Regions from separate parts of the Homo sapiens genome. Here region 1 is linked to region 2. Evidence: chromatin loops called from intact Hi-C (ENCODE). Cell type or tissue: stomach. All regions are shown on one strand. Each heading gives the region's core, and the rest is flanking DNA. Links, peaks and the distances in the headings are about the cores only.

The links. Hi-C counts contacts between places; a loop is a spot of excess contacts. Peaks named below come from ENCODE experiments on the same cell type or tissue, not always from the same donor. Only the 100,000 strongest peaks of a DNase experiment are listed, where the experiment ranks them.
Region 1: a loop joins it to region 2, with 2.0 times the contacts of the local background. A loop is called at or near these places in 2 of 110 quality-filtered maps.

The regions. Positions count from the first base shown.
Region 1 is chr13:34,369,359-34,379,967 of GRCh38, forward strand. All of the region lies in intron 1 of LINC02343 (long intergenic non-protein coding RNA 2343), which reads left to right. Among named protein-coding and RNA genes, the nearest start is that of LINC02343, 27 kb to the left of the region's middle. In stomach, for the core only: no CTCF peak of the experiment used is centred there; no DNase peak of the experiment used is centred there.
Region 2 is chr13:34,464,911-34,475,519 of GRCh38, forward strand. All of the region lies in intron 2 of LINC02343 (long intergenic non-protein coding RNA 2343), which reads left to right. The region is part of intron 2 of LINC00457 (long intergenic non-protein coding RNA 457); the gene reads right to left. Among named protein-coding and RNA genes, the nearest start is that of LINC02343, 120 kb to the left of the region's middle. In stomach, for the core only: no CTCF peak of the experiment used is centred there; a DNase peak (open chromatin) is centred at 4,541.

The DNA.
Region 1 (10,609 bases), core at 1,044-9,043, 96 kb before region 2:
AGCAGTTCGTTTACATGAATTGACTCTCTGGGGCTCTTAGTTGAAAGGCATGTACACTTGCATAGTAAGTGATGGGGAGAGGGGAGGCATGAGTCTTAGAATCTGCTTCCTTGGCAGCCTCATAGAGGTTATTTGAAGACAGAACCTGAAGGAGCTGTTTTCAGCAGTGATTCTCTGAGACTGTGAGCTCTTGTCTCATTAGATGACTCATTAGGTGACAGTATGTAGGGAAGGGTAAGGAAAAAGTCTTCCTTCTTCATGAAGCATCTCGTGACTTTACGTCTTCGAGGAAGGAAGAACATGGAAGGTGGTTGCCACTGAGTGGTAGTTGGGATGCATGCATGAGCACGTGCGTGCATGGGACTTACAGATTTGGGAATCCCAGAGAAAATCATGGAGAAGGGACAATGTGGGGACCAGACAGGGTGCCTGGCAATACAGAAGAGTGAGGCTTAAAGATTCAGCCAAATAGGGTTTATTGCAATGAAAGTGGCAGCATTTGTATTCATAAGCTGATACTGCCATGAAACATTTCAGCTATCTTTAAAAATAGTAAAACTAATTTTTAAAATATTTGAAAGGGGATAATATGGTAGAAAGAACATAGGCTTTCAATCAGCACTGAATTCAAACTCTGTCTCTGCCAATTATTACCTGTATGACTTTGGACACGTTATGTAATGTGACAGATGCCACACAATTACCAAAACCCATTTCATCTCCCTACTGAAAACCCAACTCTGTGATGTCTTCCAGCCTCTCTGGCAGCCTAAAGTGTCTGTGTGACTAAGCTCTGGCAAATGCACTGTGGACAGAAGTGATATATGTCACTTCCAGGTCTAGGCCATTAAAACTTCTTGTGCCCTGGAAGCTTGCCTTAATTTGAACATCAATCTGAAATGTATATAACTCAGAAAAGTCAAGCTGAAATCTAATTTTGTCTCACCTATAAAGCCTTTATTGATTGTATAAACAGTATTTCTAAAAGGAACATTCAGAGGATTCAGTTGAAGACTTTACGTCCTTAAAGGGTGGCAGAGCCCAGAGCCCTTACTGGTCAACAGAGGGCCACTTGCCAGCCAGAGACATTTGCATTAGACTCTATAGGAGCAAGAAATTGACTTTTATTCTCTTAAACCACTAAGATTGGGACTAATGTGATACAGCAATTAGTATCATTTACATTAGCTAATCTACCTGAATTTCCATTTCTTCTCATTCAAAAAGAAAGAATATGATTTAACTTACAGGGTAATTTAAGAATCAATGATAGAATCTGGCTCACAGTAATTGCTAAATAAATAGTAGATATTATTATATAATATTTTATTTAGGTTGTCCCTTTAGATCTCTCTCTCTCTCTGTCTCTCTCCCTCATGGTTGGTGAGTTAATAAGTGTTTTTACCCCATGTGGAGGAAAATAAATCATATTTATGAAAGCAAAAACAGAGCATCAGTCTTTAATGGGGAAACAGCAATTTGATGAACTACTACAGGCATCATTTGCAAGATATGTGATTATGGATACCAATCTTAAGTTTTCTGAGCCTCAGTTTCCTCACTTATAAAGCAGGTATAAGAACCTATACCCCACAGAGGATAAGAAAGGATAAAATGAGGAAGCCAAATGTAAAAGCATCTCATAGACTTTGGAATTTAATGAAAACATATAATACTATTATTATAGATTATCATTTTAAGTCCACAAAACCAAATAGGATTAATACAAACATTATTATCTAACATGGCATTTAATTTCCCACTGGACCACCAATGCTGGTGCATTTTATTGTGATGTCTTTAATGTGGGTGGATGTGTTACTAACATTACCTTTCTGTTTCCTCATGTGTTTAAGTTGATGAACCAACTACGTTCATGTATTTGCAATTTTCTAGTTTCTGTTTTAAATGAGGAAGAAAAGACATTGCTAGCAATAAATCATGTATGGCCAAGCTGGATCTGACAGGTCAGGAAAACATAAGATTTTTGCTTTATTTCTGTCATTGAAATACCCTTTGGAGAGAGATGCCTTGGGAGCTGGTACTTTATTACGATCAAACCAAATCCTAGCAGATGTCAGTTTAACCAGGCTTGCAGGGAATCTATGATCCACTTTAAACTTTTCAATATATTCTCTTAATTTCACAATTTATAACCTCTGAATACTCCTCAGGTGAACTTTATGATTGTGAATTTAAGGTTATCAAGAAGTCAAGCTATTCCTGGAATAGTGTTTGGTATGTTCCTCAGCCACACCATGTCACACACAGAGGGGCCTGTTCTTCTCCAGATGGAGGGTCAAAACTCAGAGTATTTCAAATAGTATGCCTGGGACTGAAGGAAGAAAGCTGCAGTCCCTAAGGGACCTCCTAGTGTCTTAAAGGGGATTGAGGAAACTATTCAGTGGGTGGTATTTGGAGCTGTGTGAAGGAGAGTGAAAGGTAAACACTTTCAGTTAATAATTCAACAAAAATATATGGAATCTTAACCAAGTGACCAAGGTTGACATCACAATTGATGTCATGTGAATCTCATGACCCCTGTGCTTGATGTGATGAGAACGGCACTGCACCACTGTGGTATTTTTCAAAACTCAACCCCCTCATATAATAATGTGTCAGGAATGAGACAAACTCGAAGTGAGGAGCATTCTGCAAAATGCGTGGCCCAGTACCTTTCAAAACTGTTATTGACCATGAAAGACATGGAAATATGGAGAAACTGTCACAGGCCAGAAGAGACTGAGAAAATGTGACAACAAATGCAATGTGGTATCCTAGATTGGATCTGGAAATAGAACAATGTCATTAGTGGAAAAACTGGTGAAATGCAAATATAGTCTGGAGTTTGGCCAAGAGGAATGTAAGATGATGGCTTCTTCATTTTGACAAATGTGCCATGGCAGAGTAAGATGATAACATTTGGGGACACTAAAGCTGAGTGAGAGGCATGTGGAAGCTCTTTGTACCATCTTTGTAATTTCTCAGTAAATCTAAAGTATTCAAAATTGTATTTATAAAAAAAGCATATACAATCTTAATACATACATAGAATAAAAACAATATTTCAATAAATTTTAAAATAATTTTTATAAATAAAACTTTTAGTAATACATTAAAATAAATTTAAATAAATATATATTTTCAATAAATACATTTTTCTTTATATATGTAGAAGAATCTAACATTCTGGAAAGATAGTGGTGACAAAGCAACTCAGTAGTAAAACCAAAAACCAATGGAAAAAAATTATAATAAATCTAGGTGACACATTATCTCTATCAACCCCAAAATGCCAGAGGTGGAGATGAATCACCAACAGCCAGCCGATCTGCAGGCTACCAGAATCTGTGCAAGAGGAAGCAGAGGCAAGCAACTGATGGATCTGTGGATAGGAAAACCCCGAAAGGGCCAACAGGTGTTTACTGCAAAGCATGACCAACTAATATGAAAGCAGCTGAAACTGACAGAGGTTTTCCTAATGTAATAGTGGGTGCGTTTGTGCCAGGAGCCCTCAGTAGGGTGTGAAGGGTCGGGAAGAGTCAGACATATGAACTCCCCAGGCTGACACACCTACCAGGGCTCCCCTCCATAACAAAGCCATCTGCTGGGGAAAAACTGCTAGGAGTGAAATTAAAATTGACCAAGGCAAAGACAATTAAGATGAAAGAAAGAGAAGATCCAAATAAAAGTAGGACAAAAGAATAGAGTCAGAAAATCTCAGTAAGCTGCCCTATTTGCTAATACTATTCCAAAAAAAAAAAAAAATCAACAGAAGAGGATGTTCTATGGAATTTTAAAAAAAAAACTAGCCTGTTCCACAAATTTTTCTGTAATTTCAAAAGAAAATAAGTTATCAAAACTATCACAGACACATCCCGAGCAAAGCTATTATGAGATAAATAAGAATAAGGAGTAGAATAACATCCATACAGACAGTAAAATGATGCCAGAAAGTCAGGCTGACCAAGCAGATCAAATTTTATCTATTTCAAAATGAGTTAAAAGACTTTGATTAAATGACATAAGATAGGAAAGAACAACAAAACTCAAACTTATAAAAATTCAGAAATGAAGTGACAGAACTCAGTAAAGAATTAGAAATAAAAGAAAAAAAATTAATAAAGACTATTAGAAGACATATAAGAAAAATTAAGCACAATAGATAATGCAGTAAGAGAAATAGAAGGGGAAAAGAAGAAAAATATTTTAAAACCAAAAAAGAAGTGTAAAAAGAGATAAGAAGATTTAAATAGAAAGTGACAAATATTGAAGATAAGCAAGGAAAATCCAAAATACAGGTAATAGAAATCCCTGAAGAAGAAAACCAAAGCAAAGACATATAACAAATACTAAAACTGCAATTCAAGAAAACTAAAATTAAAATATAAGAAGATGGGAGGCCAAAGTGGGTGGATCTCCTGAGGCCAGGAGTTCGAGACCAGCCTGACCAACATGGCAAAACCCTGTCTCTACTAAAAAACACAAAAATTAGCTGGGCATGGTGGCGCCCACCTGTAGTCCCAGCTACTCGGGAGGCTGAGACAGGAGAATCGCTTGAACCTGGGAGGCAGAGGTTGCAGTGAGCCAAGATCACACCACTGCATTCCAGCCTGGGCAACACAGTGAGACTCTGTCTCCAAAAAATGAAAATAAGAATTAAAAAATATATGAAAGACACACTGGAAGAGCGTACCATGTAATGGATAATATCAACCCAGAATGACCAACAACAAGGCACATTCTAGTAAAATTACCAAACTTTAGTGATAAATAAAAAAGGTCGTTTGACTATCTAGTCAGACAGAGAAAGTGACTTACAAAGGAAATATGATTATCATCAGGCTTTTAACACTGCTGGTTTTACCAGAAGATAGAATGACATATTTACACTCAAAGAAAGAAAATATGAACAAATGTTTTCCATACAGCTGAACTGACTTTCTGGTATAAATTGTTTACAATGTATTATAAACATGCATAATATTGCTTCCATGAGATCTTCCTGAAGAAACTTTAGAAAGCAAGTTTAAGGTAATAAAAATGACTGGAGACATTGACATAAGGACTGGGGATGCAATAAATATATAGTTACCTGAAAAATTAAGATTAAATGAGGCTGGGTGCAGTGGCTCACACCTGTAATCCCAGTATTTTGGGAGGCTGAAGCAAGTGGATCACTTGAGGTCAGGAGTTCAAGGCCAGCCTGGGCAACATGGCGAAACCCCGTCTCTACTAAAAACACAAAAATTAGCTGGGTGTGGTGGTGTGCACCTGTAATTTTGGGTGGCTGAGGCATGAGAATCTCTTGAACCTGGGAGGCAGAGGTGGCGGCGAGCCAAGATTGCACCACTGCACTACAGCCTGGGTGACAGAGCAACACTAGGTCTCAAAAAAAAAAAAAAAAAAAGATTAAATGAGAGCTGAGAAGTAAAATAATTATGAAAAAGAAGAGTGTCTAATGTCTATATGCTTTGACAACTACTACTATAAAAATATGAGAGGAGGGGAATTGGGAGAACAAAGGCAAAATGTTTAAGTGTTTTCAGTAATTGCATTGATAGTGATGGTATTTGTGTGGATATTCTGGATTGTAAGCGGGGAGCGTGAGGTAGAGCAAATGACTATTTACAGGATATTTCAGTTCTATTATTCTCTCATCCTTGGGAAACAGAATTTTCTGTATTGAAGAGTAGAACCCCCATAGTCTTAAATTTTAATTGGAAATGTCAGAATGTGAAGCATTTTGTCTTTTCAAAAGTTTCTATTTTTTAGCTCTGTCCACTAAAAAAACCTTAAGAAATGACAAACCCAGAAGCAATAAACATCTCTTAGTGCACAGATTGTGATCCTGTGATTCTCATTAAAAGAAACCAATACTTTTTGGAGAATAACTGATTTGGAGAATGGTCCTAAAACACCTTTTCATAGAAGATAGCAAGAAAGCAAACAAAAACTGCTACGATGCAGGGGCTAACTTGAAGAGGCTTACATGGGACAAATAAGAAACAATCTGTGCTCCAAAAAGGCCAATAGTAGGTATTGATTAAACCTGCCAAATATATTTATAGTCATGAGTCCGTTATCGTATAAAAAATTGTTACCTTTGGAGAATGTTAGCTACTAAGTTCATTTATTTCCTGGTAAATAAATGGATAGTATCCATCATATACTCCCTTTTGTAGAAAAACTTTAATGATTAACCAAATAGTAGATGAAGAACAGTGTCTCTTTATAGAATTATTCCAACTAATTAAATAAAATAAAAGAATTTGAAAATCACGATTTTGCAACCTTCAATGAATTAATGTGTCTAGGCATTGAACATCATCAAAAGAGAGACAAATAGACATTTTTTGCCTCAGGATGAAAGCAGATAACATCATCTATCATCCTGACAATGATTGTTGACACTGGGCTGTGTTGTAGACAAAATTAAGGTCTGTAAAAATGTTTATGTCCTAACTCCCAGAATCTGTGGATGTGTTACCTTTATGTGACAATAGACACTTTGCAGATGTGATTAAGGGTCTTAAGATAGGAAGGCTACTAGTGAAAATGTGCTGGAAAGATAGAATGTCATCAGAGATGAGATGCATGGAATAGAATTATGGGGAACTGCAATCATTGGTGTAGACTCTCTCAATCAGGGATCCCTGAGAGAAGTCAGCCCTAGTGCCTTAGGGCATCTAAAATATGTAATGAATAAAACTCACTCCTAAGGAGAGAATATCTTCTGAAGTCTCAGGCCTGGGTGATATAAGTCCCAGGGAGGAGGACCTCATTTCTCATCTCCTCTCCATAGTTGAATGTGCCTGGGGCACCAGTGATTTTCCAGGCCTTTATTTTTATCAGAGGCCTTTCTTTACCTCTCCCTGCTCCCGGGCTCTGCCAAAGACTTTGGGAAAGAAAGGATGACTTGCATGGCCCACCCTGAGTGGAATTAATATCAATATCTCCAAGATTACCATTTTTCCTGAATTCCCTATAGGCAAATATGATTCCATTGTACAGGTCCTAAAACCAGAGTACAGAGAGCTAAAACAATGGAGCAAAGATCATAATGGAGAAGTAGAGACAGAGGCAAGCCTAGAAAGTACATATTCAGGCTGATAGCAGGAATTTGAGTTTTCCATTACTCAAGGACAGTAGCTGTGTTTGTTTGTGCTGCCTTGTGCAGTTCCTATAAAGTACCCCCTGCACTAGGTCTTTCTTGAATGTGTAGGTAATGTTGAGAGCTGGATCTGAAAGGACCCTCCCCATCTGTCAGCCTAGCTCTCTTCCAGTCCCCACACAGTGCCTTTGCATTAAGTTTTATCTTCAGTATGTCTGTATTCAAATGCAAATAGGAAGTATTTAGTGGGCAACTATCTGCAAGGCTCAATTTACAGGAACTAGAGGGACACAATGCTGAGAAAATAAAAAGCAGAATCTGTGCTCCAAGGACACAGTCTGGTGAAGAGTATAAGCATGTATACAAATACTTTGAATTTCAACAGAGACTCTGGTGAGTGCTAAAATAAAAACTATTGCAAAGTGCAATGAAAACAACGGGAGTAATAAGAGTCTCATTTCAGGACATGAGGAAGAGATGTGAAAGAGAGGTGAGTGTTTCAGGAAGAGGGAAGAATGTATCCTTCCCCCTGGAAGGATGGCAAATTATTCCCTTTTAAATTTAGCATATTTCATTTAATCATACCGTCAGAGAAACAAGAAGGGTTCAAATCATATCTGCTTAACTTGAATCCATAGATTCAAAATTGTAATGTCTACATACACTAACTTTCCTCTTTTAATGTTAAACTGAGTCATATTTTAATCTTTTGAATTCCAAACCACTACAGAATTCAAGCTACATCGAGTATCTAACCTCATTTTTAAATGACATGATTGATGGCTGTTTTCTAATTTGGAAAAATGCAACTTGCTCTTCCTCTTAGGTGTCAAGGTTGAAGGGACCTTTTATTTGTCAGGATGATAAACTTTGTATGCAAAAGGTTACAAAGGAAGAAGCAGATTGGTGGTTTCACATTTAATCTAATTTAACACAAACATAATTACATGTACAAAAGTCTGAAATGGAAATATATTATAATTATGGTCCTGTTGTTTTGGATTGTGTTTCCAAGGGCTAAGAAAAAAAAAAAAAACAAACAGAAGAATCCATTGACTTTAGGGAAGGGATATAATTGGGCATGGAGGTCAATAAAGGAGCAAAACTTTGAGACTTATTTACATGTGTGTCTTTTTACTATCCTATCTAGACCTAGAGTTTCTGATTCTTGCATTACAATTGGGTTAACACAGTAAACACGAAGAATCAAAACCCCTTGTTTTCCTCCTTCTGGGTTTGTTTCTTGTTTTTTTCTTTAATTGGATTCACTTGTTTTTCAAAAGGACCATACTTCACATAGATGGAGTTTGCTAGCCTTTGGCACCAACAATCTGTCACGTAGATTCCAGATCAACTATAGGAAATTTGTCATAGAAGTCATGGGAGAATTGCTGGTGAATGGTTGCCGCTTCTGTTGACATCTGTGCCTTTCCCTAGTAAGGCTTTTGATTTCAAGATGAGAGATACTGGATTTCCTTAAATCAAATTTTCTTAGAGCCAGGAAACTCAGGAAAAAATAAAATTCTAAATTATAGATGCAATAATCTTATGACATAGGTGCATTAACTTCATTTTAGATTTAAAGAATTTCAAGTGCTTTAAATAGTTAATAGCTAGTAAATGGCAGAGCTGAGATTCTAGCTGTGGTGTATTGGATGTGAATAATCAGGTAAGGCAATTTGTTTATCTGATATCTATCATTCAGCCTTTATATCAATCATGTATAAATACACTATTATAACAAGTCAGCTGTATTATACATACACCATATAGTTTTTCATATTATATATATATTTATATTATATAGCATTATATGTAATAAAATCATATGGAAAACCAAGATCAACCTTAAAAATTGAGAACAACAAAAACGACATGAGCTGCGATTATTCAACATTAGCTGACTAGATTTGAAATGGAAGCAGTATAATTTCACCTTAAGGCTGTATGTTCCTGGACACTATTTTGACTGTAGCCAGCACGTGGTTTGGGGCTAAATAGAGCAGAAAGTGTTATAGACTAGGGACAAATGCAAGGAATCAGTGAGAAGAGGGAGTGCTCTGAAAACCCAGCAGAGCAGCCCTCAGGAGCAGGAGCACACCTCCCCGGGCCTTCAGGTCCCAGCTTCCCAAGAAGTGTCAGTCATGGCTGGAGGGACAAAGTGTGATTAATATCCTGGTTGACACCTTGACACCTTGTTAAGCTGAATCAACTTTAGTCAACTCAGGACTTCATTTGAAGATTGAATCACTTTCCTACTAAATTCATGTGTTCTCTAGGAACTGCTTGGCTTCCCAGCAATGATTCCACAGAACGTGTAGAAGTAGGAGCAAGTTCCACGAGGTGTACTTCATGGCCTCCTTGCTGCCTGGCACCACCCCAAAGTTGCTGATATGGGACAGAAATGACCTCTATGGAAGGTTGGCCTTGCCTACACACACATCTTCCCTCCCATAATATCAACTAGTGAACCAGTGTGCAGCACCAGGAGTCAGCCTGGCTGGACTGAAAGCCCACCTCTGCCATTTAGAGGCTGTGTGACTTCGAGCAAGTTACATAAACACTGTCTTAGTTTCCTCATCTGTAAAATCATGGGGAAGGTAATAATAAATGTAAAAGTTGTCACATAATTAAGTAACACGTGGTAAGCTTTAGAAGACTGTGACTAATGCATAAGCCCTCAAAATATGTCTGTGATTAATATGTGCAGGCTTTACAGAATATTCCCTCTAAAAGTTGCAATATCCTACACATTGGTAGCATGAAGAAGCTTATATTCTCTTAGTAAATTCCAGATGCCGTTTTCCAAAATATACAAGAATCTTGGTAAAATCCGAATGTCATTTTCAAGTAAAATATTTGTTACTCTCTTCTTAAAACATTTATTATCTTTTGGAATTTGATAATGAAGATAAGTAAAATAAATTGTTCTCTGTATTACCTAACCCAGTAGTAGTAGAAACAACTTAATAATTGTCATTATATAAGTTACATATACAAAGTTTTGGTGCAAAACTTTAAAAAAGCCATCCTTTATATATATTACTTCTCATCATATCACCCAAAATTTCAATCATAATACTTTCAAGTATTTTCCTACAATGTAGAAGAATAGTATTCAAAGAGTTTGTAATTTAATTGCATGGAAAAGGTATGTATGACTGAAAGTTAACTATTAATACTGACAACGGTTCAACAGATGTTAGATTTCAAGAGATATTTAGTGAGCATCTATCTGCAAGGCACAATTTATAGTAACTATGGAGACACAAAGCTGAGAAAATAAACAAGAGAATCTGTGCTCCAAGGACTCACAGTCTGGTGAAGTATACAGGCATGTAAACAAATACTTCTAATTTCAAGAGAGACCCTGGCCAATGCTAAAACAAAAGCTATTGCAAAGTGCAATAGAAGCAATAGGAATAGTAAGAGTCTTGCTTCAGGATATGAGGAAGAGACGTGAAAGAGAGAGGAGTGTTTCAGAAAGAGGGAAGA
Region 2 (10,609 bases), core at 1,272-9,271:
CGTTACTCCAATGAGCCTGTTAGAATGCTACAATCCAGCATCTTAGAAGGCTGCATATCCTTGCAGATAGGGGAGGAACAAAAAAGAATAAAAGGGGCCATATGGAGCCAGGAGCTTGCCCCCTGGATCAGCAGTTCAGGATGGGCATGAGAGCACTCTGGGTGCCTGGAAAATAGGCTGTGCCTGGCAGTCAGGGAGCACCCTAAAGGAGGACTGAACTGCTGAAGCACAAGACAGACGCAGGAGGCAGCAGGCAAGGCCCTGGAGAGGAAGCCACTAAGTCACCAGGAACCCTCAGTGTTGAATCAGCAACTGCAGTTCCTTAGAACATTCCAGAAGTGTCCTTCTCTCTCTAAGACGAAAGATACCTCCCACCCACCTCCACACTCTCCCTAAGTTTCAAGGCTCTCTCTGTTATTGTGTGGATGATAAATTTGGCATTAAATGAAAGTACTGTTATTAGATGTGTATTGAGCACTCATGTTCCTGCCTTATCCTTCTTTCATTATTTATGAAAGATGAGGAAAGCTCCAACCTGTCTCTCTGAGATAAGAAGGGTGAGATAAGAGGTGGGAGATCTCAAACAAGAGCCTGGTCAGCCACAGCCACGGCAGTGACAAGATGCTCCAGAGGAAAGTGGAACCCAGGGCTCTGGACTACATCAGCATCACTGCCCACCTGAGGCTCTCCTATCAGCCCTGTGATGGTTAATACTGTCAACTTGGTTGGATCAAAAGATGCAAAGTATTGTTCCTGGGTGTGTCTGTGAGGGTGTTGCCAAAGGAGATTAACATTTGAATTAGTGGATTGGGAGAGGCAGACCCATGTTTAATCTGGTTGGGCACTATCTAATCAGCTGCCAGCATGGCCAGAATAAAGCAGGCAGGAGAAGATGGAAGAGCAGACCCACTGAGTCTTCTGGCTTTCACCTTTCTTTCCATGCTGGATGCTTCCTGCCTTCAAACATCAGACTCCAAGGTCTTGAGCTTTTGGACTTACACCAGTGGTTTGCCAGGGGCTCTTGGGCATTCAGCCACAGACTAAAAGGCTGACCTGTTGGTTTCCCTACTTTTGAGGTTCTGGGATTTGGACTGGCTTCCTTGCTTCTCAGCTTGCAGACAGCCTATTGTGGGACCTCACCTTGTGAATGTGTGAGTCAATACTCCTTAATAAACTCCCCTTCATATATACATCTATCCTATTAGTTCTGTCCTTCAACAAAACCCTAATACAAGCCCCACCCTGGAATTTGTTTTACAAAGGAGATATCTTTCCTTACAGTCTTCTCCTGCTTGGTTATTGGTCTAGTGTGGATATTTGCCTTCTTGTGTTTTTGAGACATGATCAAATGACTGGATGGATAATGTGTGTGTATTTTTATTGATGAGGAACCTCACACATAAGAAAAGAAACCTGATAAAGTCAAGCCAGGAAAAGCGCAGAACATGGCATTTGCTCCTAAAGAAGGCCCTCATGAAGTAGCTTTAAACAAACTTTGCTTCCTTCAAGAAACCACCTTCTCTAGAGAATACCTGTTGGAGAGATTAAGTATCACTTGCCCCATGAATTTCAGCGTGATTCATTCGGCAAGCATTACTGAGTGCCTGTTATGTGCAGGGCTCTCTACTAGGCATGGGTAGACAGTGAGTGAAACTAGACACAGTCTTTGCCTCCCAATTTTAAGAAAATGCCTCCTGATTGGTAAAAATCTGGAGACCTCTCCTCCTTTGGCCCCTGGAAGGGAATATGATATTCCTAATAAAGACATTGTCTTTCCTATGAGACACTTCATAATTTGCTCAGGAGGGGAGCTCAGATTTACACTAGAAGAGAAACTGTGAGGTCTCCAGTGAGTTTGGGGTAACTGTGAAATGAATCATTGCCAGTTGGTCTGTGGGAAGATCAATTCCCATACAAAGCACCAAACAGAAATTCTGGAGCCAACTGACATCTGCACTTTATTCCTCCTCTCAGTAGCATCACCATTCAAGTGGCTGTTACACTTTTTATTCTCCACCTGCTTTTGGTGATTTTACTGAAGGTGAACAAGCTTGAGGAACCACCTGAAGAAAGAAGGAAACCTGCCCTTCTGAGCTAGTCTTTTAGATAGCAGCACTGAGCAGCGCAGATTGACGGGATCAAAGCTGTTGGGGTCAACTGCAACTACTGGTTCTGCTGTTGTCTGGTCTATTCACTCACCCCTTCTAGACTAATTTCTGGAGACTTTAGCAACTCGTTTTTCAACAAAATGCAGATGACTTCATTTTACTTTGCCTTAAGCTTTATATAACCTAATACTTAATATGCGCTGAGTAATTCTACTGTACCCCATCAAAAAGCAGTCTGCAAACATCCCAGAATATCACGTCACTTTGACTTGGATCATAATAACCTATTAACCCTCTTACTGAAATCTCAGTTTTGTGAAAACTTGTATTCTAGAACCCTGTTGAAAGCTACAGAGTTGACCCAAATACCCTCAGCAAGGCTTTTTATATTTTATATTTGGCTTTCAATAGCTGGAAATGCCACAGCTTCACTTCAGGTTGGTTTTAGGGTTGTTTAGCTGCTGTCCTTTCCTCTAACACCTAACTCATTATCTTAAAAGCCTAGAAGAGTTAAATCATAAAGTCTGATTGTTCAGGGCACCTTAAATGGTCAGAGTACGGAGCTTTCAGCAAAACCTTGGGGATTTTTCCAATAGCAGCCAACCATAGCTGTACAAACACATTGTAATGAAACTTGACTGTGTCTTGCTGTCAAACAAGTATATGTAGGTATAGCACTGAAAAACTTGTTTGAAAGTCTATGTCCCTGGGGCTCTTGGAGGAAGGCTGTCTTCTTTTGCTGCCTATACTTCGGGGAACTGAAGTCAAAAGCACAAAACAACATAGTCAGTTTGTCTCTGGGAATGCCTAGCCCAGTGCAGTGTTGCCTTGTTACAAGTTCCTATGACATTTACCATTCCCTCGTGACAAGGGGCCCTCACCTTCATTGTAGGACATCCCTCTACTGACTCATAAGGTATAATATTAGAAACCTTTTCTGCTGGGTTTCTCATGCCTATAATTCCAGCACTTTCAGAGGCCAAGGCAGGAGTATCTCTTGAGCCCAAGAGTTAGACACTAGCCTGGGCAACATGTGAGACCCCATCTTTACTAAAGAAATAAAGAAATAAAAATTAGCCAGGTGGGGCAGCACATGCCTGTGGTCCCAGCTTCTCAGGAGGCAGAGGTGGGAGGATTGTTTGAGCCTGGGCTGTCAAGGCTGCCATGAGCTGTGATCATGCCACTGCACCCCAGCCTGGGTGACAAAGCAAGACTCTGTCAAAAAAAAAAAAAAAAAAGGTCAAAAGAAACCACTTTCTGATATAATACAGACATTTTATTTTCCTGTGAGACCCTTATTTCTGCTGATTCTATAAGATCATTTGAAACAGGTTTGCCCCACTCTGGAGTTTACTTCTTCATATCCATGTTTCCTTTACAGAACCAGAATTATCTTTCTTTTCTTTCAGGAACAAGTTTCTTTGACACACTGTTTTATTTCAAGCTTCTCATTTTTATTCAGTTACTACTTTCATTTGTTTATTCATTCTTTCAGTAAGTGTTTGTTGAAGGTCTGCTAGAAGCCAAAAATCATTCTCGGGCCAAAGATATGGTAGTGAAAAAGACAGACAAGATCCCTGTTCTCATACAGTTTATAGCTTAGGGGATAATAATAGCTAGAATCATTGAGTGCTAAAGACTTTACACTCATTACCTCCTTTAATTCACACACAGTCATATGAGGGAAGCATTAATATCCTTATTTTACAGGTGAGAAAAGTGAAATTCTAAATAGCATGCCCAAGGGACCCCAGCAATCAGGAAGGAATCCGCAACTGAATTTGGATCCACTCACCTCTGCTAGTTATCAAGATCCAAGCAGGGGACCCGGCGTTGCCTGTACCCCACCATCCAAAACTCCTGCTCACACATGTGCCTTTCCCCTTTCCTTTGGCATTACTATCACACATCTCAATTGCCTTTCTTGATTGTCTCAGAGTCTCCCCAGTAATTCCCACTTATACAGAGCAACGGCTATATCTATATTCATGGTTACTTTCAACACATGATTACCAAATGGGAAAACATCTGTAACATAACAGGTTTCCTTTCTGTCTTAATTATGGGCCTAGCAATCAGAGGAACTTTAATATTTAATATCTAAGCAAAATACTTAATGATTACAAAGTGATGTTCCACTTTTGATGTAAAATCAGAGCTGAAGTGAACTCTAAGAAAATCAACTCTATTTGCCTGACACAGAGGCAGGCCAGAGGCTGGAAGAAAGAAGGCATTTAAACTCATTAGAGCTGACCTATATAACCAACTTGGGTCTCAGCTCTGGTTTTTGCTTTGCTTTTGGTTCATGAATTATACAGGCAATTTAACTCATGAAGATAAATGAGGCTTTTCATTGTCAATACCCCTCCACACCCCATGACGCAGATAAGCTGATAAACAGGCTGCTAATTTTATTAACATTTTGCAATGTATGATTCAGTGTTGTTCACTGTAAAAACCAAGCTTCCTTACTTTAAATATTTACCTTCTTGCCCCATTGTGCTTTGCCTCCAGTAAGAGTTGGAGTACTGCCAATATTGTTCTCCCTGTGATAGGTGACAGATTTCAATAATTATCAGAGTATATCACTAAGAGATCTTTTTTTACATTAAAATGAAATACCAGGACTGCCTAACAGATGACAGTTTGAAACTAAGGGGGAACAATTTCTATTTGTAATAAATTATCTTAAAGATCCCTGCCTATGAGTATTTATAGAGGGTCACTAAGAGTAGCTTGACTTTGCCAAACCTGTTTTAAAAGGAGCCACCCCCAAAATTTAATAGCATTTGTGTTTTGCTGGTGTCATCACCGTGTATGGGAGGAAGATTTTGAGATGTCTGGTTAGGCCCTGGAGGATTTGCTCTGCACAGCAGAAAACAATGGAGCCAAAAAAGCGAGCTCTCCCCCCAAAACAATGTCAAATAAATGATGATGACCCCCAGGTTTCCTGGGTGAGAGAAGCTAGAAGGTCAGGGACTGACAAGGCAGCTTCAGATAAAGAGTTGGAACAAAAAGTATGAATAACGTCGGGCTTTAAGAACACATTTTCACATGCCGCTGGCATGCTTTATGTGTTTGTGCACAGCCCTGATGGCTTTACTACTAGGAAACTTATTTACATTTTACCGGGTATCAGGAGACCTGGTTCAGAATATTAGTTTTTTTACCTAACTAGCTAGGTGACCTTCGGCTAAGAAATTAACTTGAGTATGTTTCCTACCATTTCCCAGAGAGAGCTGTTTTAAGGATAAGGTACAATGTGACATAGTGTTTGGCCCACGGAAGTGCCAGTTTGTAGCTTTTTTCTTTACTTACAATTTATTATTGTTGTTCTTATTGCCACTGTCACTTATTTTGGGAGTTAAAGTCATTTATATTATTTTTTTCCAAATAAGGACTATATTCCCCTGGCCCATCTGGCATTAGGCTTGGCCATGTGATTTCTTTGAGCCAATGAAATGTAACTGAAAGTGATGCATGTCGCTTTAGAGTAGAAGTTCTGAGGTCATGCTGCAGTGCTGCCGTTACTCTTTTTCTGCTGCCACAAAGACAGCACATCCCAGATAGGAGGTTCTTTCCATCAGAATACCAGAATGAAGAGTACATACAGAAAAGAGCCATGGTTGACCTGCACCTGACATGTAAAACAACTTAGAACAAAAACCTGTATTGTAAGTCACTAAGAGTTGTTTGTAACTGCAGCAGAACCAAGAATAACTTGGCTCTGATACACCTAATACATACCCTTGATTTACAGGGTTGGGGTAATTTGGAAAGGCAAAGATTTCAGCTATGATCCCACCTGCCTTTAGAGGTTCTACTCCAAGCCTCCCATAGTATTAATATTCGGCGGTTCAGAATCTTGAGGAGGCCATTGTGGCAAAACAATGGAATACCTTCACAAGTTATTTTTATTTCTCAATCACTTCTAATCATCTCCAGCTCACCCCACACTAAAACCCTCATCTATGTTTGCATAGAGCATCTAACTAGAACATCTTCAAGTGCAAAGAGGAATGGATACTAAAAATCCTTAAGACATACTGTTGGGGAAACAATGCCTACGATATAGAAAGAATCTTAAGAAACATGTCTGGCAAATATATAGGAGCAGAAAAAAAAGGGCATTTTCCTCCAGTGAGAAATCTGTGAGGCTTTGTTGAGCCGCCACTGTTCTAAGAGTTGTAGAGAATACAAATGTGATTAAGGTACATGCCCTGTCCTCCACGAGGTTATGGGTGAAGGAAAATAAGATAGTGCACAAATAACCAAAATTCCAAGTGACCGTGATAAGTCCTATAGAAAGATACAAACTGCTATGTGATCACAGAGGAGCAAGGGAGGACCTCCGGCTGAGGTTGGAGAAGGCTCCTAGAAGCAGCTGATCATCGTCCTGTACTTCTGCAGGCTAGATAGCACTTCCGTTATCAGGTATTGGGGTGGAGGAGAATTCCAGGGGAAGAGAACGGCAGAATAAAAGTATAAACAGAAAAAATAAAGTTATTTTCAGGAAATGGTGATCAATTGTTTGATTAGGCAGAGGGTTCATGAGGAAGTAGTGGGAAGCAAGGTTATGACTTGGCTGTGTTAATGCTAAGGTGGGGAAGGCACTGAAAAAACTAAGAAGGGGCAAAGACTTTCTGGGAAGCAATTCTGTGTCCTTGAACAGGGAATGACTCACCTGAACTGCATTCATTCCAAGTTTTACTTAAACAAGAGAATCAAATGCCTTGGCTAAATAGCAAGAATTAGAAGATCTAGTCAAGATGATGGCCCAAGCCCATGTGTTTTACTCCCTCTCTTCCCCAAAATTCCACTAAAATGTCAGTAGTAAAGAAGTACAAGAGGCTGGGCACGGTGGATCACACCTGTAATGCAGCACTTTGGGAGACCCAGGTGGGTGGATTGCTTGAGACCAGTCTGCACAAGATGGTGAAACCCCATCTTTACCAAGAATACAAAAGATTAGCCGAGCATGGTGGCATGCACCTGTGGTCCCAGCTACTCCCAGATACTTGGGAGGCTGACGTGGGAGAATCACTTTAACCTAGAAGGCAGAGGTTGCAGTGAGCTGAGATCGAGCCACTGCACTCCATCCTGGGTGACAGGGTGACTCCATCTCAAAAAAAAAAAAAAAAAAGAAAGAAAGAAAGAAAAGAAAAATGACAAAAGGACAAGAGTAGTACAGGGAATCTATCAACCAGACAGAGATTTTGATAAATTTCTGGAAGATGGCCAGTTGGTAAGATTACATTTATCGATAAGAAAGCATGCAGAAAGTCTCCACTCAGCATCAGAGGTAGTAGCCACTCTTCCCAGTCAGCTCAGCATATTTTTGAAGCTACAAACTGGTAAGTGAAGATGGCAGTGGGCAGCCAGGCAGGGGTCTAGGGGTAACTGAAGGTCTGTCTGTGAAGCAATATCCCACCCCCACCTCTGTTTTCTCAAGCCCCTAACAGCGGTGGAATTTATCACCAGGATAAGACTGGGAACTGATCTATAAAAAGGTTGTTATCTATCAAGGAAGGGCTAGGGGTACTAGCCTGTGGGTTGCTAAGACCCTCTTCATTTCAGAGGAGTAGAATGTAAATACAATTGTTGCTCTGTATCCCAAGCTTGCACAGCTGTGGATTCAACCAACCCTGAATGGAAAATATTTGAAGAAAAAAAAATGGATGGTTGCATCTTTACTGAACATTTAAAAAAATTCCTTTTTCTTGCCATTATCCCCTAAACAATACAGTATAACAACTATTTACAAATGATTTACATTGTATTATAATAATTTAGTGATGATTTAGAGTATACAGAGGATTTACGTAGGTTATAAGCAAACACTATGCTATATTTTATCAGGGACTTGAGTATCCATGGATTTTGGGATCCCAAGGAGGTCCTGGAACTTCCAGGGATATCAAGGGATAACTACACTGGAAACTTTAACAGTGTGAAAGTAATGGAACTGCTATCAGAAGGAATGAATGGAACCATAATTTCCTCTCCTAAGTCGTATCTGCACATACTGTCTAAAGTTGACAGAATAAGACAGGTTGGAGTATGTTTTTTAGACGTATACAGGTAACCAAAATAAGATCCAAACTTTTTTTTTTTTTGAGACAGAGTCTCTCTCTGTCACCCAGGCAGGAGTGCGGTGGTGTGATCTCGGCTCATTGCAAACTCCACCTCCCGAGTTCACACCATTCCCAGGTTCACACAATTCTCCTGCCTCAGCCTCCTGAGTAGCTGGGACTACAGGTGCCCGCCACCGCACCCGGCTAATTTTTTGTATTTTGTTTTAGTAGAGATGGGGTTTCACCATGTTAACCAGGATGGTCTCAATCTCCTGACCTTGTGATCCGCCTGCCTCAGCCTCCCAAAGTGCTGGGATTACAGGTGTGAGCCACTGGGCCCAGCCAGTAAGATCCAAACTTTATAGCACAACTAAGAAAAAGTGAGAAGTGGAAAATGAAATGAAGAGAAGATTAAGTATGCCGAATTCCTCATCTTTCATAATGAGAATTTACTGAATATATTTACATTTTTTAAAGTACAAGAAGTGTTGCTGTAATCATGTAATTTATATATATGGAGGTAGCCACTAGAAGAATAAAACCAGATAAGATTAAATACTGTGGCTTCTGGAGAATAAAGCTTGAGTGGAGTAGGGGACTGTAGAGGTTGAGAGAAAATATTTTTATTTTATTGTATCCTAATCCGTTTGAATTCTTTTTAATGGTTAAATATTTACTATTGAAATTTAGAAGTAGGAAGAAAGAGCATTTGAATTTCACTTCAATGCTCAATTGACAGCATTACTAATGAGTTCTTTGTTGACCCCAAGACTTCTTAAGAAAACTACAAGTATCATGGGTCTACTATGGATTTTTCTTCCTTCTCATGTTTATGGCTCAGCCCCAACAGATATTTCTGATTCCCTTGCCTGACAGAATTTTCTTCCCTTAGAAACAAAAGTGTTTTTTTTTTCTTTTCTACTGTGTGAGCCCTATACTTGGGCATACACATGTCAATTTAATTAGCAGTGTCTAGTTTTACAGTTCCCAGGAGCAACTGGGCCCAACATTATCACATGAGCTCTAGGTATTTTGGACCAGTTCAAAAGAGTCTAAAGAAAATGGCAGCTATTCGGTGTTAAACATGTAGCTGCATATAAAAATTACTATAGATTTTTAAAAAATGTTATCAGGTTAATTTAAACATACCTAATTGCTTTAATTTTTCTTAGCCTGTTTTACTGTATACTGAAATTTGCATGAGAGGGCTATGAGGAAAGATTTAAATGAAGTTATTTTTCTAGTAAGATTTCAAGCAGGCAGATGTTTTCCCCAAGGAGCTGTTCAAACAGAACATGCAGAAGAGCATCCCGAGAGCCAGAAAGAGAGTACATCTTCAGCTATCAAATTTTTGCATCATTTTTAAGCTGCATCATTGTCTGTTTGAATTTCCAATGTATCATTTTTGAACCAGTGAAATTAACCTTTGTCCAGTGATATGATAAGTTTTCCACTGAAGAGATCCGGAACACTCTAAATGTTTACTCTGAAAATTCTCCTGAGAATATCATAGTTTTAAAAGAGGTTAATTTATGCAGATAGGAGCTACTCAATTAGGCTCATGCTCAGAACAGTCTTCACTGACAAGAGCCGCCTACCATCTGTGAAGTCAACTATTTCCATTTCCAGTGATCCCAAGTTCATCCTTGTAGCTGCTGAGATTGAAATTCTCAGTCAATCATAAATATCATCTGTTCTGTTCCCCCTGTCCTACTCTGGCGTTCACTTAGGTCATGAATTTTTTTTTCTTTTCTAATCAACAGATTTCAAAGAAACACCACCAAAAAGGATGTGTAAATAATTTTATTTTCATGGCTGGTGGCTTTGCAACAACCACTAGCTCATTCTGGGGGTCCAGAAGGCTGCTCATTTTTTATTCTCTAGAAAGAACCCGGTGGCAGTTGGAATAGAATATTAACAGTTCAGGGAGGACTGTGGGAGGATCTCATTTTCCTTACCCTTCTCTGAATCAGGAGTCACTTAAGCAGACCTGCAGAGAATCACCACCTCAATTCTAGAATATCTGACCTTATCAGGGGTCAGAGATCCCATAGCCACTCGCAGTTAATTGCCGCTGCAGTTAACAATTCCATCAGAACCGCCTAATCTAGGGTGTTTTTTTTTTTAATTATACTTTAAGTTCTAGGATACATGTGCAGAACGTGCAGGTTTGTTACGTAATTATACACGTGCCAAGGTGGTTTGCTGCACCCATCAACCCATCATCTACATTAGGCATTTCTTCTAATGCTATCCCTCCCTATCCCCCAACCCCCGAAAGGCCCTGGTGTGTGATGTTCCCCTCCCTGTGTCCATGTGTTCTCACTGTTCAGTTCCCACTTGTGAGTGAGAACATGCGGTGTCTGGTTTTCTGTTCTTGTGTTAGTTTGCTGAAAATGATGGTTTCCAGCTTCATCCATGTCCCTG